Regions from separate parts of the Homo sapiens genome. Here region 1 is linked to region 2. The links are chromatin loops, found by intact Hi-C in ENCODE. Cell type or tissue: dorsolateral prefrontal cortex. All regions are shown on one strand. Each heading gives the region's core, and the rest is flanking DNA. Links, peaks and the distances in the headings are about the cores only.

Evidence for each region. A loop is a pair of places that touch in the nucleus more often than their neighbours do. Peaks named below come from ENCODE experiments on the same cell type or tissue, not always from the same donor. Only the 100,000 strongest peaks of a DNase experiment are listed, where the experiment ranks them.
Region 1: a loop joins it to region 2, with 2.2 times the contacts of the local background. A loop is called at or near these places in 8 of 110 quality-filtered maps.

What each region holds. Positions count from the first base shown.
Region 1 is chr6:130,890,327-130,902,638 of GRCh38, reverse strand. EPB41L2 (erythrocyte membrane protein band 4.1 like 2) reads left to right here. Exons shown (of 20, transcript NM_001431.4): 7 at 1,459-1,677; 8 at 3,061-3,148; 9 at 7,520-7,672; 10 at 8,198-8,295; 11 at 12,173-12,312. Among named protein-coding and RNA genes, the nearest start is that of SMLR1, 69 kb to the right of the region's middle. RefSeq lists a cis regulatory region at 298 and an enhancer at 214-383. In dorsolateral prefrontal cortex, for the core only: no CTCF peak of the experiment used is centred there; a DNase peak (open chromatin) is centred at 6,194; H3K27ac peaks cover 4,206 bases.
Region 2 is chr6:130,936,985-130,949,296 of GRCh38, reverse strand. The region is part of intron 3 of EPB41L2 (erythrocyte membrane protein band 4.1 like 2); the gene reads left to right. Among named protein-coding and RNA genes, the nearest start is that of SMLR1, 120 kb to the right of the region's middle. In dorsolateral prefrontal cortex, for the core only: no CTCF peak of the experiment used is centred there; a DNase peak (open chromatin) is centred at 5,416; H3K4me3 peaks cover 648 bases; H3K27ac peaks cover 5,591 bases.

The DNA.
Region 1 (12,312 bases), core at 2,298-10,297, 48 kb after region 2:
GGATAACCTGGACCCATGGTTGAAAATTCAGTTGTCTGAAGTATGTACTGTTAATGCTTATGTTTTTCTACGGGTCAAGGAAACATATAATCCTCCTTAAAAGGAGATCTGCAAGGCATAAAATACTCAAAATACTGTAGTGATAGCGAGAAGACTTTCAGTCTCTCAATTACCGAGCACTTGTCATGTGGCAAGCCCTCCAGTAACTGTGGGACTATAGTGATGATAAACAGAGTCCCCGCCCTGCCTGATGATGTATTTGGGTGGTAATCCAGGTTCTGAACTGACCTGGCCCCATGTGCTGGGTTGTGCTCTCTGACCCAGTAACAACAAGGCCTGGACCAGAGGCCAGCACTCCCCATTTGATTGTGTAGGGTAGAGAGCAGGAAGAGGATTGGGCCCTAAAACCCAGGCCAGGCAAGTGTCCACAGGACTAAGATGGCCAGCTGCCAGTATGAATGCCAGTCTCTAAAAGGTCTTAAAGAATGAGGACTCTGCTGTTGATTTGGGAGGATCCATGGTGACCATAGCAAGTGGTGAAGTTAAAGAGTAGAAATCACATTTTAAAATGTTACCAAGAGGAATTGATAGTGGGGCTTAAAAGGTGGGGGAAACCCACAGGGTATATATGACATGTTTCTGCATTTTATTTCATGGAAAACGGAAATTCTTTTATAACCGTAGTGAGCCACATGGAACATTGAATGAGAAACATTATAGCCACTAATTATTATAGCTACTAGTTATTGATTCTTAAGCATGTACCAGATATTTTATTTATATTATCTAATGTTCATGCTCATCTTCAAAGGGAGGTAGAGTTCTTAGCGTCTTATAGGTGGGAAATTACCCTTAGGCAAGTAAATTAACTTGCTCAAGGTCATATAGAGTCAGGTCTTCCTGGCTTCAAAGCCCAGGCCTTTTCTGCTAAACTGAGCTAGCTACTGCTTTAAATGGGGTAAATGGAAAAGTAAGGGCTTCAAAGTAGAGATTTACCAATAACTGTTGTTAAAGGTGTTTCTGGAAAAGAAGAAATGTCAAGATGATAAAGGGTGGGTGACCTTAGCTTTTCTTACAAATGATTAAGACTAGTTTTTTTTTTTAATCTATTAATCCTTACATCTTTTGAGGGGCGTGCTAATTTTTATTACAGTTTGAAATCCAAGGAGACAGTTTAAGTGATTGAAATTTTTACTTCAGTTATAAAACTCTTATATATATACACACACACATATAAATTAGCCTTCTGGACTCAGTTTCTATAAATAAGCCACAAGTTTAGAAGCCCAAGGAGCAAGTTGAGGCTTTTTATTAGAGAAGATGATTTTTGCTGTTTATATGAAGAGTGCCTATATTGTATATTTGTTTTCAAAGGGGTACTAGCTTTTAAGGACTGTGAGTGCTCCAATCTCACCTAATGGTTCTCCCCTGACCCATTTCTCCCTCTGCTCCTCACAGATACTTCTTGTGCCTTCAGCTCCGGCAGGACATTGCCTCTGGCCGCCTGCCCTGCTCTTTTGTGACTCATGCTCTCCTGGGATCCTACACCCTGCAGGCTGAACTTGGTGACTATGACCCAGAAGAACATGGCAGCATCGACCTCAGTGAATTCCAGTTTGCCCCTACTCAGACTAAGGAGCTGGAAGAGAAGGTGGCAGAGCTGCACAAAACCCACAGGTCTGTTGCCTTGCTTACTGGAGAGAATGGCCATGGGAGATTTAAATAGCTTCTCTTGTAGCACTTACTAGACATTTGAGCATGATTTACAGGATTATCCAATTTTTCCTTTTGGAGTTTCACCTAGCACTAATCAAGGCAACGTGGAGCCCTTGAGGTATCCTTTCATTATTTTTATAACTACCGTCTGAGAAACTATACTTGTAAGACTGTATGTTTTCATGTATTGGAAAAATGTACTTTTCCCCATGACACCTTCTTCTCCCTATCCCCCTAACACATACACATTGGAGACAAACATGTCCACATACTTATTTGACATTTACTTTATATTTCTTCTGCCTTATAATTGTCCTTATTACTATATGTGGTAAGAAAGCTAGGGAGATAAGGAGGCATTGGGATTTGAATTACCAGTGTAGGTGGTGATGGACGTAGGAATAGTAACTGAAATGTACAGGTGATTCCGTTGGAAGATGACCCGTTGGTTTAGCTAAGATTACTTAACATTACATTAATACCATATTACGCTTCTAGAACATTTATATGTGTGTGAAAAGAAAATGGACTTTTTACACAAATTTTTATAACGCTAGCTACAAAATGATAATTTGTTCTATATTGCAAAATTACAGTTTTATTAAATATTACTAAAGTGATCTGAAAGGAACTTTCAAAAATTAGGTTTTTAAACAGGCCACATTCATTGATTTTTCTTTAAAAAAAATATGGTATTTGACTCTAAATGTTTTCTTATTAATTTACTTAAATTCTACTCAATAGACATTTGTTGTATAATTCTGATGTGAAATATCAGGTACTGACATGCCATGGGGAATGTGAAAATTAATGGGACATGATCTTGCTCTTTAGGAGCTTAAAGTTTACTTAGTTGGGTATATAGATAGGAATGGAAATAATTTTAGTATGGACAATTGATTTGTGTTACCTATCATAGGTATAAAATCAAATACAAGTAATTTCAATCTTTATTATGATCAACTCTAGTGAAATAAAATGAAGGAGTAAGAATGTGTTTATCACAGAAAGATGAGATCACTGTTTTTTATTCTCCAGTACTTATGTTGTACACTATTGCTGGGGCTTTTTTCCTCAGTGAAAATAATCAAAAGCAACTTTTTAAGATAAAATGGGTAAGAGTGGAGGTATACCTCCATGCAGTTTAGCAGGTTTACATTATAGGATCTTAAGGGAAAAATGTTAGAGGTTGAGAGTTGTTTTCTTACCATTTCCTACTTTTCTGCAAACTTGGCTGGGTAACTTTCTCTCCTCCAAACCCTCTGAGCACAGACACTCCTCCCATTCTGACTACATTTGCTCTGCATCCATTAATAAGATAATACTGTTTCTTTTGATTCTCAGGGGCTTATCGCCAGCACAAGCTGATTCCCAGTTCTTAGAAAATGCAAAGAGGCTTTCCATGTATGGTGTTGACCTACATCATGCCAAGGTACTGTAAATGTAACGGGGAGTAGCATCATAGTAGTCTGTTGACTGAGGTTTTGAGAGGGCTCCAGTTTCAGGATAGCACAGCTTATTTTTGGGAAAAGGATATTTGCTTTCAATTGAGGGTCTCTGGAATATTTCCTTGGTGACTAATTATGGGGTGTTTGGTTGTGGGAGGGACCATGTATTCTGTCTCTACCACTTGTTTTCCCAGTCTTTTTAATTAATGCCCTTTCATAGGTACTTACTATGACACACCTTGTCAGCCTTTTTTTTTTCACCGCTTATCCTGGTTTATTTTGCATTGCAGCTTCTGCTAGGCCAAGTGCTGTGTCTGTCCCAGTTCCCTCTCCCACCTCTGTCTTGGGAGAGGAGAGAAGACCTTAGCAACCATAAAAGGGCAAAAGTAGCATGGGACCACTTTCCAAAAAGCTTATGTTTGATGAAGGAGCCCTAGAGTTGGTCTTTTCCCTGTAGGTGTGTTTTGTACTTTGTGAAAGATAACGTAGGTGGGCCCAGGCTCTGGGTGATAAAGCACCTTCAGTCTAATTTGAAAGATGGTAAAAGAGTGGGACAATGGGGACATGGGAAGCCAGTCATAATCCTGAACACCGTAATCCCAAAAGATCAAAATCTCAAAAATATAATGCTCGAAAAAATAATTTTAAAAGTTATTTAAAAGACATTTATTTACGTTTTTAAGGGGGGATTTGAGAAACATAAAACACAACAGAAGTTCATAGGCCACTTTACACGATAAATTAGGCAGTAGTAACATACATTTTTTTTGCAAGCATAAACGTTCGGTATACTAACGAGAGTCACAGGGTATGAGTTATGAATAGACAAATCCTGTTCATAAAGAAATAAGTCAAAAAGTGAAATGTGTAAGCGCACATCGCTATAGTTGGTTGCCAGTAACAATATCACTTACATCATGGTTCTAGTTTAGATGATTATGTAGTGGGGAGAGTCGAGGAGAATGACAAGCAAGGTGAAATATGAATTTGGTTTTAAAAAATATGTCCAGAGTCAACATTTCCTTATGGTAGCCTGCTTTTAAAAGACCCTGCCAATCTGTAGATGTTGTTTAGAAGCCCAGATTATATGATTTGAGAAATCTCTAGGAAAGCTCCCCACACAATGATGTCTTTCCTCCCTAGGCCTCTGATTAATAATTCTTGCATTTGTGTTATTAATCATACTTCATATTTACAAAGCACTCTTTTTCTCCTCAGTGGCTTCCTTTATTTAAATATTTTTCTTTATTACAAAACTAATACATGTTCATCATAGAAAATAGAGGCAAACAGAAGGAAATAAAGATCACTTAAATCTTTTTATGCAGAAATAAGCATTCTTAATACCTTTTTTCTTTTCTTTTTTTTTTTTTAGACCCCTGGGCAGTTGAATTCACATGCCTTCTAAAAATGGGGTCATACTATGAGCATCATTTTTGTTAGTTTTTTTTTTTTAACTTACTATTATAAGATTTTTCTGTCAGTAAGTAGTCTCTGGCAGCATCATTTTTAACCACTAGATGCTGTATGCCCTTAATTTTAAAAAGTACTTTCATACCATCTCATTTTTTACAAGTATACCATCTCATTTAAAGTTTGAATGTTTTTTAATTTTACAGCTACATAAAACAGTGCAGAGAATGACTTGTTTAAAGCCATGTATTGTTAAATGGTCTATCTGCCTGATACCGTCTGGTAAATCCTAGTAGGAGGTGAAACAGATTGTCTTAACACTCCAGTGTTTTTCAGATCATTTTCTATGTAATGGGGACAGGCTAGGTTAGCCAAGAAACAGAAATAGGGAGGAAGGAAAAAATATGTTTGAGACCAAAAAGAGCTCCCAAACCTCTCCTCCTCTAGACCCTGCCATTCTTACCACATGCAAATCTTGCATCTCTACTTTGTTGATTGTTAGTTAGAAACCAATTCTTAAATGGCAATGCTGTATGTAAGGTTTCAGGATTCTTGTTTTTAATGTTGTCTCTTAGAAAAGTAAGAAATTGTGGACTCTGTTCTAAGTATAATACTCTTTCTTGCTGTGTAGTTAGGAGCAGAACACTAAAAAAATTCAAGATAACCTTCATTCTGTTTATCATCCGATAGACTCCTTAGGTAATATTTGATAAGCAAGATATTTGTGGCTTATTGAAAAGAATATATGTGGCAGTTTAAAAGAACTTTTCATATTTCATGTCGTTTAAAGTTTTGTGTCTTTATTTTTCATTGCCTTAAAATCAGATTTTTTTTTTTAATTAGAAGAGTTTGTAATGTCATATTCATGTTAGGATGAGTTGGAGAGAGTTAAATAAAAGGAATCTCAACAAAGGTGCAGAGAAACCATAAGAGAAGCGGGACACCCGTGGTAGCCCCAGGATAGTATCTGCAGCTATCCTAATCTCTCTAGGTCTGTCTGAAGGAGGGAGGGCAGAGTGGTTTCCAAAACTCCCAAGGAGAGATATGTGTGGAGAGGGCCGTCTTGTGGGGAGCCATTGTCAGAGGGACATAGTCAGCCTGAGGTGACCACGTAGGGAGGGAATCTGGATATTAAACACCCTGACCTCCCTTTCCTTTCTCTCCTGATCCTTTGCAAGAACTCCCTTTATACTGAACTCATTTGAAAGCCAGCCATCTCCATGCATTGCCCCATGCATTGCTCCATGGAGCAGTGAGCAATGCAGAGAAGGTGCTCCTTTCCATTAGTTTATTTTTCTGATTTTGATACCATGTGGCATAACTTACATGTGAAGGATCAAGGCCTGCCTTTTCCTCTTTCACTTCCTACCCTTCATCTGTCGTTTCTATTCACACAAATACTGGTAATTCTAAAATAATTACATAGAACAACAAAAATCAACTGATTTACTTGAATCTGCGTTGTGTCTATTTTTAAGTCAGATAAAATAGCTTCCTTGTCCTGTCCAAAGATTGCTTCAGACTAGAGATGGCTCATTCAATGTTTCAAATGCGGGTTGCCTCCCCACTTGTGGTAAGAACATGCCGTCTCGGGCAATCTTCTGCCTTGCTCCCGGTGGCCATGGGCAGTGATGGTTTTGGCAAACACACCATGGGGTCTGGTGCCAAGTTGCTTGGGCACCTGTGCCTGATTCACCCCAGCTTTTTAGTCTATTCCTAGAGAGAGTTGTGGCTGCCAAGATAAGGGTGAGTAAAGCAATTGATTGGATTTTTTAAAATGGCTCAAGTTGGTCTAATGTAATTTTATTTGTATATATGAATTACTCAAGTGTCACAGCAGAGAAAGCAACTGGCATCAATTAGCTAATACTATACTTTTATTTATAAAAAACTGATTTAAATGGTATCAAAATGTTCTGAGTAATAAGATAGACAAAATGTCCTTTTATTAAATTGGGAGTTAGACTAAATATGGGGTTTGTTGCAACATTTTTTGTGAGAATTTGTTTCGTATTGTTTGTGATTTCTGAAAATGTGAATGTCTTTGAGCGGTAGTCTTCAATTTTACATATGTTGAATGAGAGCCAGCTCTCCTCTTAGAGATAAACAATAATTTGTATGTTTTGAATACATGCATCTTAGATCTTCACTACTTGAAATGTGAGGAGACAGGTTTTCACTTTTGCCTGTAAATTTGTTTGGTTTTTAAAACATAATTTAGGCCTGTGATTATTCTAGATTGTCATCGATTCCAGATTAAAGCTCTAGGGAAAGAAAACTATTAATAACTTCAAGAATAGTCTGCAGTCCTTTGAAACGTGCCAGCCAAAGGAATGCCTAATGAGAACTGGATGTCAGCATTCTAAGTTAATGAAAAACTGCTTGAAAGAATTCAGAGATTTCAGCACTGTCAGCCTGGAAGAGAAATTATCTGCAAGGGATTGGTGTTTTGCAAAATATTGGCATAATTTTAAGAGCTATTAGCTAGGGTAATCCATCTGAGGTAAATGCACCTAAAGGAAAATGGTTGAACACATCTTAGGGTAGGCCAACAGACTGTCCCTGAGGCTGGACTAGCCTACGGGAAAAGCTCATTTTATTTCCCGTATCTTCAGGATCTCTAGTTCTGCTTCCTTTCTTCTCTGTTAGCTCCTACAGTGGAGCTTGAGAACATATGCATTACGCCTTTTGAAGGACACTGTGTCTTATGGTCATGTTGCCGTAACTCTTCGGCAAATCACACCTGATCCCTGAAGATGAATAAATTTAACATGTATGTGTGTGCGCCATAGTTTTCATTAACGTGCGTACTTGTCACTAAACTTTAAATACAAACCTGTTAAACTGTCATTCCTGATCATGATTTGAGGGAGCTAATTAGCTTCTTGATTTGTGTAACTTTCACAGCTCTTAACCATGGTTAATTGGGTTATGCTTGGCAGGACTCAGAAGGTGTGGACATCAAGCTGGGCGTGTGTGCTAATGGACTTCTCATTTACAAAGACAGACTGCGAATCAATCGTTTTGCTTGGCCGAAAATCTTAAAAATTTCCTATAAACGCAGTAACTTCTACATTAAAGTCAGACCGGCAGAGGTAAGCCAAGACATTTCTAATCAGTTGTTGTTAGTCGGCCTGTTTACGACCATGAATTTAAAAATTCTTTTCTATTAATTCTAAAATTTTAAGAAAATAAACTATTTATTCTTCCATTGTAAAAGGTCAGGGTTCTTAATGGTAAAATTGCAGTATATATACGTCTGGTCTGTTTTTAAAAAAAGCAACCATCACGCTTTTTACAAAAAAGAAAATGTGATAAGGTGTGGGCTCGTTTTTTCTTGTTGAATCAATTAAGTTGTGATCATTAGGAAAGCAATAAGATGAGTTTTAGTGAACATTGAAGGATAGTTGGTTTATGTGAGCCGTTGTTACTTGCTTTTTGTAGAAAATAGTATTGCAGTCTATGAAATTCATCTTTATATGATTATATTAGATATGCAATATTTACCTTTTTTGAGAAGAATAATTGCTTCTCACAGAAACATCTGAATGCATGCTTTTCAGTAACTTCTAGTCAGTTCTTAAGGAAATATGCTGATTTGTTTTACGGATTTATTCCAGCTGGAACAGTTTGAGAGTACCATTGGATTCAAACTGCCAAACCACCGGGCAGCGAAAAGACTATGGAAAGTGTGCGTGGAGCATCATACTTTCTACAGGTAATTTTAGGAAAACAGCTCGGAAGCCGGGCATGATCGCACATGCCTGTAATTCCACTGACTCAGGAGGCAGAGGTGGGAGGATCACTTGACCCCAGGAGTTTGAGACCAGCCTGGGGAACATACTGAGACTCCATCTCTCTTTTTTTCTAAGAAAGAAAGAAAACAGCTTGGTATTGCTTTTAGTAACCTCTGTGAATTAGGAGGTGGTAGTGGTGGGGAATGTGGCAGATGCATTAACCCACTGTCTTTGAACTCTTTTCTCCCCTCCTTGCCTCATCTCCTTTGTCTGCAGTCCCTCCCAGGTCCATTTCTGTCCATGCATTGTCATTTATAACTGAGCTGCCCCTGCAGCTGTCTAGAGCTCCACTTTCTGACTCTAACCACCTTTCCTTCCACCACAGCCACACTGCCTCATGCCTGCTACCATTCTTCTTTCCACTATCCCTCCTCTTAGGTTTCACTTCGATATTCTCATCAGCTGCCTCCTGACTTAACTTCTTTCCCAAACCAACTTGAACCCTATGGTCTGACTGCTTTGTCAGGAACGTTCTGACCCCCTCAAACTACTCTCCTCTTTGCACATTTACCTTCTCTGTCTGCTAGTCCTGGATTAGTCCTGTGTCCTGACCTCACCAGTTTTGGACCTGTGCTGTCCAAGTGCTACCTTAAAAATAGTACAACCATTGTGACACATGCAGTTACTCTATATAACAAAAAATAGCACAACTCTATGGATTAGTGCTATTACAGATAAATAATTTCCAGCATGAGCTGGATCCTCAGTGCTGCTAGGCAAGCAATTTGTCTTTTGACTTCCTTTGCCACTCCAAATGCTCATGGTCCTCGTGAGTCCCTAGGCACCCCTGCTTCCTCTTCTGATGCCCTCCACTGTGTGGGTCACTGAAAGAAGAAGCTGTGCATGAGTGTTCTTGGTTTCATGCACCTTCCCTTCTTCCCTTTTGCCTTTAATGAAGCATCGCTCCTCTCTCCTCCCATTCATTCTTTCCCACTTCTCCTGTCTCAAGGAGGAGATAATCATTCCTCTGCTTTGATCCCTCATTTTGTGCCTCTTAAATTATCCTGCTTTGTAAATTATTTGTTCCCTAGTGGGTACCTTTAGGTTCTTTGGCCAATAAATATGTCCACATCTTGCTCTTTAAAAAACAACAACAAATATGTATATATGGTTATATAAGATTTTGTATATAAAATCTTTGATCATCTAACCATCTTTAGCTTGTATCTTGTCTCTTTTTATACTTTTCTTCAAGGACATGTTTTTTACATGTAGTTTGCTTATCTTTGTTTTCTCCGTTTCCTCAGTTTTCTCTCACTGCAGTTTAGCTAGCTGTGTATCTAGATCCTTCATCTTTAAGGTTTTTGCTCTGGACTTATGGTCTAATACTGTTCTACCAAATACGAGCTGTGTCACCGTGATACCAACCTCTCTGCTTCACTTCCATCATCCATATATGATAGTAATACTAGTATCTACCTCATAGGATTGTTTTGAAAATTAAATGAGATAACACACATGAAACAACTTAGAACCATTTCTGGCATATCATAAAATTTATCTTCACCATTATCATTATTCTTCGTTTGGTATCACAGTTTGCTATTTTTAATGTGAATTATCAGCTGGCACACATGATTCTTTCTTGACGTTAAATTGATAATATCTATTTTTCAAGACTAATATGTTAATTTTTGAGGAGAAATATAACTCATAAAATATGCTTGAATCCCTCAAGTTACACTGATCATATAAATCTTTGAAAACTTTATAATTTTTCTTGGTAGCCATAACAAATTTCTCCTCCAGACAACATGAGCCAGCTCATATAAAGCTAGTAGATGACATTTATGACACAGGTCCAAGCTGGGCAGACAACAGCTTTCCCTGTCACATAATGATAAAAAAAAAAAAAAAAAAAGCAATAATCTGTTCAGAAATGGCAAGTGCTAGCATTCATTGAACACTTATTAGAGTCAGACACAGAATTGATTGCTTTATATCGTGGTCTATTTCTCGCCCTAGGCAAGACAACTGATGCTTAGAGATCGGTGCCTGTGGAGGAGCACAGCAGCCAGGCATCTGAGCAGAGATGGGGACCGGGCTTCCTGATTCTGACACCTGTATTCCTCACCTCTGTGCTGTCCTCTTCTTGTATTCTTGTAGCAGGAGTTTCCGAGGTGCATTAGCTGTGCAAAGCCTCAGGCCTCCTCATTTTTGCTAATGTACCATGGACTCCAGTTTAAAAGTAGACCAATTTGCTCCTGCAAACTTTTGATATAATGGTTAACAAAAGCAGTTTTAAATTTTTAAACCTTGCATAACGCTGCTTACAAAGCTATATAAAAGAATATATCTAACACAAAGGGCCAGTCATACTTTGTCTATAGATTGCTTTGAATCAGGTCAGTGGAATTTATTCTGTTTCAGTTTATCATGAAAGGTACAAATGATTTCTTTAGAAAATTACGGTGGCTTGCAGATTGAAGCCATTAATCTGTAAACAGATCTATTAATTGATAGCCAATCAGCTAGATTGATACTAGTGGAATAAGAATGTAGTAATAAAACTGATATGGCCGGGCACAGTGGCTCATGCCTGTAATCCCAGCACATTGGGAGGCTGAGGCGGGTGGATCACAAGGTCAGGAGTTTGAGACCAGCCTGACCTGGTGAAACTGTGTCTCTACTTAAAAAAATACAAAAATTAGCTGGGCATGGTGGCATGTACCTTTGTAATCCCAGCTACTCAGGAGGCTGAGGCAGGAGAATCACTCGAACCCGGGAGGCGGAGGTTGCAGTGAGCCGAGATTGCAACACTGCACTCTAGCCTGGGTGACAGAGCGAGACTCCTTCTCAAAAAATTAAATAAGTAAGTAAGTAAGTAAGTAAGTAAATAAATAAATAAATAAAGCTGACACCCTTGCTTGGAGCATTTAATAGAGCCTGTCACCATTCTGAGTGTTGTACAGGGATTCTTTTTTTTTTCTTTATTGCAGAAGATGATTTCTAAAAAAATTGTACAGAAAGTCTAGAAATACTTGAAATGATAGTGTTCTTTAAGAAATCACTCTTCCATAGTAAATGATAGGAAAAGTTTCGGTGGAATTCTTCATGTTTTTGAGTTGTCAACAAAAGTCTTCCTATTTAATAAATTAAGAGCTCTGAGATTATGTTTCTGTTAAGATATTTGTCAACTTTTGATCAAAGAGAGCAAAATAATTTCAGTTGAACTCCCAAAAAGATTGGTCCATTTGCTAAAAACATGCTTTTGTATAAGCCTAGAAATATTTGACATCAAGAAAGTTTGATTTCATTCTTTATGAACCCAGGGATTAAGCAGTAGAATTGTGCTGGCAAGAAGGGGTGTTAGCCATCTCTACAGATCCACTGTGTGGCATGTTCTTCATGGGAAAGAATCACTTAATGGAACAGATTCCTGAGTTAGATGTTTTCTTCCCAGGAGAAATAGGCATAAATATTAAGAATTACTAATGGTAATGGATTGTTACTTGGCGCTTATAGCTAGAAGCAAAAATTCAGACATGTGTTTATATAAATGATTTAAGCTAATACAAATAAATAACCTTTGATATACTGAGAACAGCTGTTTCTTTGCTTAGGTGGAGAAGAACATTATTCATGAATACATGAATGTGGATTTACTCATCACCATCATAAAGCTGTGTGTGTAGGAGGGTTTATAAATAATGTTCTTTAGAAAGTTTAGTTTTTGAGTAATCATACTTAAAATGAGATATGAAAGTACATAGCTTTAAAGTTTTTTTAAAAAATTCCGTAAAGTCTAATTTTGCTTCCCCTTTCTCTCTCTCTTTTTTTTTTTTTTTCCTCCCATAGGCTTGTTTCTCCAGAGCAGCCACCAAAAGCCAAGTTCCTGACCTTGGGGTCCAAATTTCGCTATAGTGGCCGCACCCAAGCACAGACCCGCCAGGCCAGCACCCTCATAGATAGGCCAGCACCACACTTTGAGCGCACTT
Region 2 (12,312 bases), core at 1,405-9,404:
CTGGATTTTTTATAGGTGTGATTTAAAATTTCCAAAAGTGTGTGCATTTGTGTTTATGTATGCATGTTTTGTGGGAAGAGAGAATTTTTTTGTTTGTTCATATTTCCAGTTTTATGTTACAGCGTGGTCAGAATGTGGTCTAAATAATAGAGATTCTTAAATTTATTAAGACTTTGAAATATATAGTCAATTTTTATAAGGGTTCTTTTTGAATTTGGAAAGCATGATCTTCTTATTGTTGATACCGGTTTCTAGGTCTGTCCACTTGGTCAGACAATTATGTGGGTCATGTTATCTATCTCTATTAATTGTTTAACTGCTTAGTTTATCAGTTAATAAGAGAGGTGTGTTCAAACCTTTCCTTGTAATTGTTGATTTGATAATTTCTCTTGGTATTCCTGTAAGTTTATGCTTTACAAAATTTGAGGCTAGATTGTTAGATGCACACATGTGCAGAATTATATATTCGTGGATAGCCCTTTCTTTTTTTACCATCATATAATACCTTGAAATTTATTTTATTTGATATTTATGTTATTGTACTAGCTTTATTTTAGTTAGAATTTCTCATGACTCTCTTCTGCCTTTTATCTCCTGACCTTTTTTTTGCGTTTAAACATTGTATCCTTATGTCTTTGAGATGACTTTTTAATCACATTTGAGAATTCTGTCTTTAAACTGGTAAATTTAGACCATTTATTTTTAGTACTACTGAGATTAGTGACTCTATTTTGCCATTTAATTTTGGATTGTCTATTTTTCTTCGTTTACTTGAATTTGCTTTTTTCCCTTTTACTGCTGCTCTTTTAGAAATTAAGTATATTACAGACACACTTGAGTTAATAAAGTCTAATGCTAATCACTATGCCTACTCGCCTCTTTCCCCATCTTATTTAGTATGCATTTCGTAGATCTCGGATCTCGTTTTGGAATGATACAAAAACAACAATTTCTTATCTGTGTAACTAGTCCTTCTATGATCTACTACCTGTAGGGAATCAACTTACTGTGTTGCCTGAAGCAGAGTTGAGATAGTATCCAAAGCGAAAAGCAGCAGTTTAGTCTTCTAATTCACCAAGATTTAAATTGGGAAAGCATAGGAGTCTTCATTTTTATGACTGTATTAATTTATAGTTAGAGTATCTTTTCATTTAATAGATGATTACTTAATATTGCCATTATAAGAATGAACTTTGGAGGACAAGACATGATGAAATAAGCTTAAAAACAGCATTTGTGTTGAGTAATCCTTTCTTTTTCTTTTGAGTTCATAGCAAAATGGAGTTTGAATAGATTTTAGTGATGCTATCCCACAGCAGATCTTATGTACCAGCAGTTCACTTGAATTCTAAGCTGTGACTTTACATCTCAACATAGGCCATAATTCATCAATATCCTAATAGCTATTATAACAATGCAGAAGTTATAAATTATATTCCCCATTTTATTGCATTTTCCTTTTATACAAGTTTTCCTCTTATTTTGATTTTCCCGTTGCTTGCTTAGTATCATTAGTTTGGGTCTGTTACTCATCAGACCTGTTCTTGTTTCCTCCTCAGGAGTGGAGCCCAGAGTACAGCCATCATGGGGTTGAGCAGGCTAATGTTTCCCAATTCCAGTGTTGACCTTAGGCAGATTGGATGATATGCTGATGCTGCTTATCGGTGGTTCTGTATCTCTACACCGGAAATCACCGTCTGAGGACTATTTGGGGAAGTAGATATGGGAAACTGTAGCTATTAATGAACTTTTGAGCACTCAAGGAAGGAGAATAGAATATGGGAAAGAAATACTTGTATTTGGTTTGAGAGAATAGATTTGTTTCCATCTGTTTACTCTCAGCAAATATTGTATTTCTTTATGGCTCTTCAGAGGACTGTAGTTATTGTTTGTTCTTTTTCTTTCTATATGTACATGTGTCTAATTTTCAATTAAACCTTGATATAACATGCCCACTGAAGAAGACCTAATTGTCTTCACTTAGGGTGTTTACAACAATGGAGAGAAGCCACTCAAAGCATGGGCTGTGCAGGAAGTCATGAGGTGATAGCTTGGCTTACAGGGATCTTATAGAGAGTAGGGTGAGGTTCTAAAAGGCCTCAAATGCCAGGATGAGAAGATTAAAACTGATCCATAGCAAAAAGGAGCTGCTTAGTAATGGACCAGAGGTTGTAAAGTCATTGGTATACAGGACCTAGCAAAGTCAAGGGCGCTGTTTAGATTTTGGAACATTGTAGCTAGCTATATGGCTGCAGTAATTTAAGGGGCTGGGGGGGGGGTCTTCTTTATTCAGTGCATTGCTTATGATGCACATCAGTGGTCTCTATAGATAATTTTTTTTTGTGATGCGATTAGAACATTGGGTATGTTAGGCACTTTCCTGTTCTTGTTACCTATCAGTACCTTTGGTCAACAAAAGTACCCCCTTTAAACCATTTAATGTGAATATTGCTATATCAATGGAATAATTTTTTTAAAATCAAAAAACATAATTCATGGGGGCATTTTTGTTTGACATCTGAACATCATCTCTGCTTCCTAGCTTACTCACTCTATATAATTAATATATTCTGTATAATCTATATTAACATGTTGTTATATATTTATATGTATTTTATGTGTCTATATCCCCATGTATCTGTTCATATCCCTTCTTTCTCCCCTCATCCTCTACTTTTTATGGCTTCCTGTTTCCACATTGTTTTTCCTGTGGGCTATCAACCTATTCTTTATCTCCTAAACTTCAGGAATTAGATAAAGACAACTGTCCAAGGAACCAATACAGTACTGTTTTTAAAAACAAATCGCCATCTTTGAAATTTGTGTTCTTTTAAGGAAAGAGGGCATTTGCTAATATTAAGTGGATAAAAAATTTTTATGCCACACAGAATTTTCTGGATTCCCCAAGGCTGGAAATAATAAATGAACATAAACATTGAGTAACAGTGCATTTTTAAATGATGATTATAGTTAAGTTAAAAAAAATACTATGGAAATGGCCCAACTTTAATGTTATTTTTGGCTTATGTAACAATAGGTTTATTGCTAAGCCATGCGTTAATTTTGACCTGAGGCCTAGGCTCTCTTTGTGCATTTGTTCCAAATCTTTGTGGTAGGTACTGTTTCATTGTTGTCACTGATAATTACAATTTACATTCTATACTAATTTATCATCTATTGATAGTCAACTGAGATCTCAAAAATTTTTCGAAAAAACTTTGAAGATTTTTTAATGAAGAAACTTTATAACTTGATTTTTTTGGAAATGTTTTTATCTCATTGAGATATTTAAATGGTATGTGCCAACCTTCTTTGGTTCCAGAGTTAAATTGTAGAGAATTTTTGGGTGTCTCTTGGATCCTGCATGTTTACTTCAGGGACTTGACTCTAGCACTCTTTATGATGTTGCTGCTAAGGTCATTTACATACTCAGTGTGTTAAAACAGCAGAGCTCTTTCCTCTAAGCGGGGGAAAAAAACAATAAGGTTTAGTTGAAGCCATGGATATAAAGTCAGGCGATCTATGTTTACTTTTCTTTTTACTCTTTGGGTATCTTGGGGGAGTCACTTCCTCTCTTCTATTCTCAGATTGCAAAGAGAATGAAAATATTTGCTTCCTCCATTTCTAGAATTGAGCTGGTTTTACTACAACTGATAAGTCGGTATATGTGTTTTAAAGTTTGCAAATAAGTGTGAAAGTTCCTGCAAGACTTTGGAAGCTTGAGTGAATGTGCATTCTGAGTTAGAGTTGCTCACATTTTCCTCTGGCATCTCAAAGTTGTTCCCACATGTTGATTTTGTCTGAGAATCAAGGGCATTGTTTCTGCCTACACAGGAATGTCAGTACCGTTTTTTCTTAGTTATGAATAAGGCTAACAATGTAGGCTCTCTTCATCAGTGTTCTGTTGATAAAAGTATTTCTCAGAGAGCAGAATGTGTCGAGGTCTTTTTGCCTTTCTTGTGTTGAGTTCGGGTCTCGGAAATCCAATTTGCTATCATTACTTTGAGTGTGTTTTATTTGCTTGTTTGTTTATTGTTGTTTCTTTTCACCCTCCAAGGTGGTATTTCAGACCTATAGTACTGACACTTACTAAGTTTACTAGTTAAACAGTTTCAACTATCTACATATTTGTAGAGGATCTGGAAGTTATGGCACTCTATAAGATTCCATAAAAATAGTGGCAGATTTATATGTCATTTTGGGAACTAGGAATAATTTAATGGGCATGTATTATGTGCAATTTAAAATTCCAGTGACATTGGTCAAGGTGGCATGTCTTTATCCTTTTAGCTTAAAACAGGATTTAGGGTGGTAATTCTATTCAAAACTTAATTTGTATTTACTAAATGGGAAAAGACTGCCGTGCCATGTAAGTGATAGAATATTTTGGTCCAGCTTGAAGAACACAAGGAGCTCACAGCAGCAGAGCCTGGCCTCATAATCAAGTCACTCCTTAGCTGGACCTCGGCCCCCCTCCCTCCTCCACTCTTGGTCACGTATAACCTCAGGCTATCTTTTGACCTCTGTTACCACTTGATTTTCTGAGTCTTCCCTTGTGTCAAGTTGGTCCTCTAATCAGACATATGCTGAGTTGCCTGGCCTTCCTTCCAGTTTCTGACCCTACCAACTCCACATTTTGCTTTCCCCATCACATGATTCCTGCCTATCTTAGTTTCCAACTCAAATCCAGCTCTCAGAATGTTCTTTTCTTCCTTGGAACTTGTTTGCACCATTAGTTTGGCAATTAAGCATGCACTGCCTTGTGAAAGACTCTCTTGTATTGCTGTGTTGAACAACTGCTAAACTCTTGTATTGTTTGATTTTTCTCATGCTGATGTTGTTTCTTCACCTGGTTTATTATTAGTTTCTCTGGAAAAATAACTTTCTTCTCTCTCCCCATAGAGTCTTAACGGAGGACTTTGCCTAAAATACTTCTCATAGAAAGTAATTTTGATTTATTTCCCTGTACTTTCTTGTACATTTATAAAGTTTTTATCTTTCTATCCAAGATAAATGATAGCATTTGTTTATTTATGTTCCTAAGTCTTCTCTCCATCCCCTCTAATTAGAAAACAAAGATTTGGGCATTTGTGTGTGTGTGTGTGTGTGTGTGTGTGTGTGTGTATGTGTGTGTATGTACGTATATATATATAATCCACCCACCCTCATCATTGCGACTGCTGTCCATTATTGCCCTGCTTTTCAGATGCTTGGAAACAGCAGACCGACTTGTTATATAAATACTTCAAAGGCTTATTGTAAATGAAAACTATTATGTTTCTACAAAAGATTGTGAAACTCTAGGCATGAGAGCCATATAGAAGTTACTATGGTGTGACCCTGGCCCTTTAGGAGCTCACATTCACAGCTCAGAGGGAATTGCAGGCTCCCGGAAGCTCTGTTCTTTCACTTCTGTTGGAGCTGCTATCAGACCAGGTTGTTTGCTGGCTGGGCGTAGGCTGGGCTTGAAGATACTATAATTCTTATTCTTTGTCCCTTGTTTTCTAATAATGCCTCCTCTTCTCTTGAGGAAACTAAAGAATGATAGGCCATTTTATTTCTCAGCATTCGAGGAATTCTTTCACATGCTTTTTTTCTTCTCTGTCTTCTCCACATTTGGTTTCAAAACCAGGGGATTACTTTGTTTGCCCCTGCATCACTGGTATTTTAAAAGCATTAAACTTGAAAGTAATTTCTAACTGTGAGCAGCCATCCTGACATACTTTTGAAGAAACTGTCCACCTCTTGCTGGATAGGCATGCTACACACTGGCAGCCATGCCAACTCCTTGGTGATTTACCACTTAGTAAGTTTTTACCCTCATCAGAGGGTGGTAGTAGAACAGGAACTAGATCTTTGAATTATTTCTCTGTTTTGGAATGAAAATTACTTCAGGGTCGAGTAAGGTTAGAAATGTTGGGAAAAGTTATTTTCAGAATAAAATTTATGCTTTAAAATCAGTTTGGACACATTTTTGTTACTTTAAAATATGTACTCACGCCAGTTAGAATGGCGATCATTAAAAAGTCAGGAGACAACAGATGCTGGAGAGGATGTGGAGAAATAGGAACGCTTTTACACTGTTGGTGGGAGCATGAATTAGTTCAACCATTGTGGAAGACAGTGTGGAAGATCCTTAAGGATCTAGAACCAGAAATACCATTTGACCCAGCAATCCCATTACTGGGTATATACCCAAAGGATTATCAATCATTCTACCAAAAAGACACATGCACATGTATGTTTATTGCAGCACTATTCACAGTAGCAAAGACTTGGAACCAACCCAAATGCCCATCAATGATAGACTGGATAAAGAAAATGTGGCACATATACACCGTAGAATACTATGCAGCCATAAAAAAGCATCAGTTCGTGTCCTTTGCAGGGACATGGATGAAGCTGGAAACCATCATTCTCAGCAAAACAGGAACAGAAAACCAAACACCGCATGTTCTCACTCATAAGTGGGAGTTGAACAATGAGAACACATGGACACAGAGAGGGGAACATCACACACCAGGGCCTGTCAGGTGGTGGAAGCTAGGGGAGGGATAGCATTAGGAGAAATACCTAATGTAGATGACAGGTTAATGGGTGCAGCAAACCACCATGGCACATGTATACCTATGTAACAAACCTGCACGTTCTGCACACATATCCCAGAACTTAAAAGTATAATTTAAAAAAATATATGTAGGCAGTAAAATTTAAAAAATCTTTGCCAGAGTTCATCAAATGAAGGGATGTAATCTAATTACACTCTCTCATGCAACAACAATTATCAGTATCTTTTGTTAAATCCACTGTGTTTAGAATCATTCTGTCATCATTACTGTTTTATTTCTAGTCTTTGATTTCTTTTCTATTGCTTCCTGTTCTTCTGAACAAATTTAAGATGATGTTACTGACATAGTTTTTGTTTTTCAGCTATCAGGAAATTTTACCAATTATTTGCTTTCCTCATCCTACCTCCACCTTCCCAGCTGCCAGGCATGATATGGGGGACAGGGATTTGAGAATCTTGTCTCCACCTGTGAATGTTGTTTAATTTATCACACAAAAGCTGGAATTAGGTGCATTCTATTCATCCATTCCCTTAGCAGGAGCACATACTCTGTGGCCAAGTGGAAACATGGACAGAATTTATCATTAGTATTTATAGCACTATAACATAATATGCCAGCATTTGGAGCTTAAAGGGATTGAATGCGGTATAACATAATAAAATACAGTCTGTAAAAATCCGTGGATTATTCAGAAAAATAGTTTTATGATGCAAGGTGGCTAAATTATTAAAGCACTGACATAAATGATCTGTCAGTTTGCTATTTAAATATTTATTTAATTATGCTCTACAATGGAGTTATACATCAACTCTGAACTGTGTTAGAAAAATTATGATTAGGAGTATTAATTTATCTTTTATTTTGTTTTGACTCTTATATTCTGGAGAGGCACCTGAGGGCACAAGCTCCATTCTGTCTAGTAATCAAACTACATCTCATAAGTGTACTTCATTTGCAGAATATGCCATTTTAGCCTGTTTTGAGATTAAGCCTGATTTTGTGCATCAGTCTGGTTATTTGCACAGAGAGGAAACTTAATCTGAGTGTTACCACCATCTACTTGTTGTATTCACTGACATCTCCTTCCAGATTTCTGTCAGCAACAATTTCAAGTGAATCAAATAGGACTGCTCTGATAAGCTATTCTTCCGTAGCACAGAAAGCCTGTATGAATCAAATGTCAAAATTCATTCTAGGCAAATAGTTTACAGAGAATGTGCTAGCCTACAGAAGTTTGCTGCTCATGGTTTTTGAAATAAGTTTTCATGGAAATATGGTGCTTAGCAACTTTTATGAAAGATACTTAAAAAAATTTGGTGTGCGCTTCTGGCTAGAAGTTCGATACTAGCCTCTTTATTATCTAACAGTTATAGTCAATTCTCCGTCTTTTAAAAGAGATTATAATTCATTAGAGACTTAAGCTAAGTCTTGCTGTTTAAAGTGAGTAGTAGAAAAAGTTGGACAAAAATCCTGGGTTTTCATTTTTAAAAAATTAATGACAGGGTTGCTAGTCTCCCTTTGTGATGGTATATAATTTTTAAGAAAAATGAGAAGTTAAGGAAGTCATATTTTCACACTATTTTACAAATTTCCTCTCAAAATAGTATTTATTTAAATATATCCTATGTGTTCAGAAATAATTTTTATCCCCAGATATTGATTTGGTTCCTACTTGAGCTGAGAAGATAAAAAGAAAAGTATGAAGTATCATTTTTCCTTTTATTTATGAATTTTACTTTCAGAGATAAGCTTTACATATAAGACAGTAATAGCAGGTGTTTATACACACACACACTTATATCCACATACATAAACATATGAGTCAAATTGATAAAGTATTGTTTATAGTTCTGAAAAGTAATACAAAAGCACAGAAGTGCCAAGTTACTATAGGCTGGAGTCGGTATGCATGTCTTCACTGAGGAGAAACTTTTGGATTTCAAAGAATGATATATTTAGGGCTGAGCACGCTGGCTTATGCTTGTAATCCCAGGACTTTGGGAGGCCGAGGCGGGCAGATCACACTTGAGGTCAGGAATTTGAGACTAACCTGGCCAATGTGATGAAACCCCATCTCTACTAAAAATACAAAAATTAACTGAGCATGGTGAGGGGGCACCTGTAGTCTCAGCTACTTGGGAGGCTGAGGCACAAGAATTGCTTGAACCCAGGAGGTAGAGTCTACAGTGAACCAGGATCATGCCACTGCAGTGCAGCCTGGGCGACAGAGTGAGACTCCATCTCCCAAAAGAAAAAAAAAAAAGATATATTTAGGAAAAACTCAGCTATACCCTAACCTAACCTATTACATTTTTCATTTTAAAACTGCTTAAATAGTAGCATCCAAGCAAAAATTGGGGGTTACAAGAAAGAAAAGGTTTTAATATATCCTTGCGTATCAAGGATGACATAAAAAAAATGTACCAGAAACATTTGTTCAGGGCAAACCACTTTCCTGGCTTTACAGGGCTAGTGTTGCCATTTTTGATCCAGGCTTTCTTTGGCTTGGCATTAACTAGGAATCTTCATCTTGCAAAGCCAGTGTATTTATTGGGGTTTAAATAAATTAAGCTCTTTGCTTCTGCTAAATCTATGGAGAAGTGGATTCCCACCCATGGGAAAGAAAGCATAAAATACAAATGCACTGATCCTACCTCCTATCCTTTTTCAGTCTGCTTATCCTAATTTTGCTTTTCCCAGGTTCCTTGCATTGGGGGAAGAATCACGTGTGCATATGTACACAGTAACATGTACACTCTGCATTGTCTTAGAACAGATTTTGTAGGGAACAGAGCTAAGTGTGCATGTTCATTCTACCATCTTTAATTGGAAGTCTATTTTCTACTTAATAAAAGTTGAACGATGAGCATGTTTTGTCACATACTAAAATAAAGTGGACTCTTCCCCTGAATATAGCACATGTCAAAGTTACCATTAGGCTCTCTGGATATCTTCTAAAAAGACTTTTGATTGTGGTAGCTTTAGTAGCATCTGTTTTGACATAGTTCATTGTTTTCTTGCAGATGCTTTTCATTAGTTTTCATTTTGTTGCTTTAGTATTCCCTGCTGGTGTCTAGATAATCCGTTTTATTTTGCATGTGTGTTTAATTGGGGGGTGGGTCCTAGGAGATGAAAGAGGATAGAAATGCTTTTCTCCTTAAAATATGTTATTTGGGGCCGGGCGCGGTGTCTTACATCTGTAATCCTAGCACTTTGGGAGGCCGAGGTGGGCGGATCACGAGGTCAGGAGTTTGAGACCAGCCTGGCCAACATGGAGAAACCACATCTCTACTAAAGATACAAAAAATTAGCCGGGCTTGGTGGCACACGCCTGTAATCCCAGCTACTTGGGAGGCTGAGGCAGGAGAATTGCTTGAACCCGACAGGCGGAGGTTGTAGTGAGCGGTGATCACACCACTGCACTCCAGCCTGGGTGATAGAGTGAGACTCAGCCTCAAAAAAAAAAAAAAGTTATTTGGGTTTTTGGCAAATAGGTGCAATTCATTTGTTATTCACTTGGTTTGGGTCACTATTTATTATATATAGTTTTGTGGCTTTATTCATTAAACATTTCTGGACCAAGCATTGGTGATATCATGAGGGATTTTTAGTCTCCTCTGCCCCTGGTTGGAGCCTGTGCAGTAAAGGGGAAAGATTTCATTCCTGTGTTCATGGTTGGGTTTCACACTGATTTACTTTTCTATTTCTTGGTGCTTTTCGCCGTTAGACTTTCTTGTTACTAGTTCCATGATGATATCCAGGTGTTCCTTTATAGTATTATAATACAAAAAATGTTCTAAGCTTCCTGCCTACTTTTTCTTCCTCTGGAAACAAAATCCCTACTTTTTCAAATCTAGCAGATAAGCAGCTAAGTAACAGAGGATCAGCAGTTTGAGTGAATGACTTTAGTGTGTGAATTACCTGTACTGCCTTCTAAGAGATCTCTGTATTTTAAAAGAAGATACCTGTTTACTCTAAAGAATCTAGTGGTCGAATTCTAGTGGTAGAATTTCACTATTGAAGCCAAGAGAAGTAAAAAAATAAAGGCATTTTGGGGTGGGAGGAGGCTAGAGGGCTGGATTTTTGGCATCTTTGGATCAGGTGGGCACACTACCAGTAGTACAGCCTTTTTGAAAGGCACGGTTCAGGGCCATGTTCACCCAAAGCTGCTTAACTTTCCTGCTTCTGAATTCTAGGTTCTTTCTGATGCCTCAGAGTTTCCTCCTTACATAGTTGTAGCATTTTTTGTGTATGTGTGTTTTAAATCAAGCAAGACCTTAAAGATTCACCCAGCCAGGTCCCCCTCCCTCCACACTCCAGTGGTGAACAAAGACCTTGTTGTCACTTTGTCTTTTATTTTACTTTGTTAGTCATCCACCAGGAATGAAAAACTTTTACTTGGAAAAAATGTCAAATTGAATAGAAACACTGTTGCCCCAAGTAGATCAATGTTTAAAAACTGAGATATCTCAAAATGAAGTGGATTTTTCCCTAGATTGCCTAGAAGTTGCTTGTCATCAAATTCAAGAATCAGAAATTCAGGTGGTGAAGTATATGGCAACTACTGTTGTTAGGAAACTCATCGAGACCTCTCCTTTTGTGTCACGTCCTATCTCCCTCTGCTTTACAACCATAATAAAGTAAGCGTTTAAGTGATATAAGATTATTCTGCATTGTAACTTGTCTTCTACTTTGGTTAGTTTTTAAAAGAATAAGCACTCCTGGCTAATAGAGGTAAGAACAGTTTCAATGGGTCTGGCTTGTGATAAGATGTAGGATCTCCAGTCGTCTTGTGTTTTTCCACCTGATGATTTCTTTCACAAAGGTAGACTCAAATATAGTTGTCATTGAAGATTGTCAGATAAATCTTATTTTAGCAGGCTGTGTTAATCTTTTTTTTTTTTTTCTTTTTGAGATGGAGTCTCACTCTGTCACCCAGGCCGGAGGGCAGTGGCACGATCTTGGCTCACTGCAACTTTTGCTGTCCTGGTTCAAGCAATTCTGCCTCAGCCTCCCGAGTAGCTGGGATTACAGCCACCTGCCACTGCAACTGGCAATTTTTTGTAGTTTCTGTAGAGACATGGTTTCACCATCTTGGCCAGGCTGGTCTTGAACTCCTGACCTCACGGTCCACCTGCTTCGGCCTCCCAAAGTGCTGGGATTACAGGCATGAGCCACCGCGCCCAGCCAATCATTTTTTTTTTAAAGCATTTTAAGTGAATAATTGAGCATTTGATTTATTATCCTGGCTTTTCTATCTGGGTCTTTGAAAGGGACAAAAGGAGCACATATACACCATGGGATGTAGCCTGGCCAGATTGAAAACTGAAAATTGATGGATTTGGAGTATGCAGGCAGATAGTTGAATGCTGGGACAGGGATCCTCTTTGCTGACTGCCTCATGGTTAAGCTTTTAAAAATTTGTTGGTTAAGCTTTTAAAAAAATTTTAGGGTTTTTAGGGCAATGAAGTTACTCTGTATGATGCTATAATACATCGTGGATACGTGTCATTGTACATTTGTCCAAACACATAGAATGCAGGACACCAAGAGTGAACCCTGACATAAACTGTGGACTTTGGGTGATAACGACATGTCAGTGGAGGTTCACCAGTTGTAACAAATGTACCCACTGTGTGGGATGTTGGTAATTATCCCAATGGGGGAGGTTATGCATGTGTGAAAGCAGGGAATATATGGAAAACTTCTGTACCTTATGCGCAATTTTGCTGCGAACCTAAAA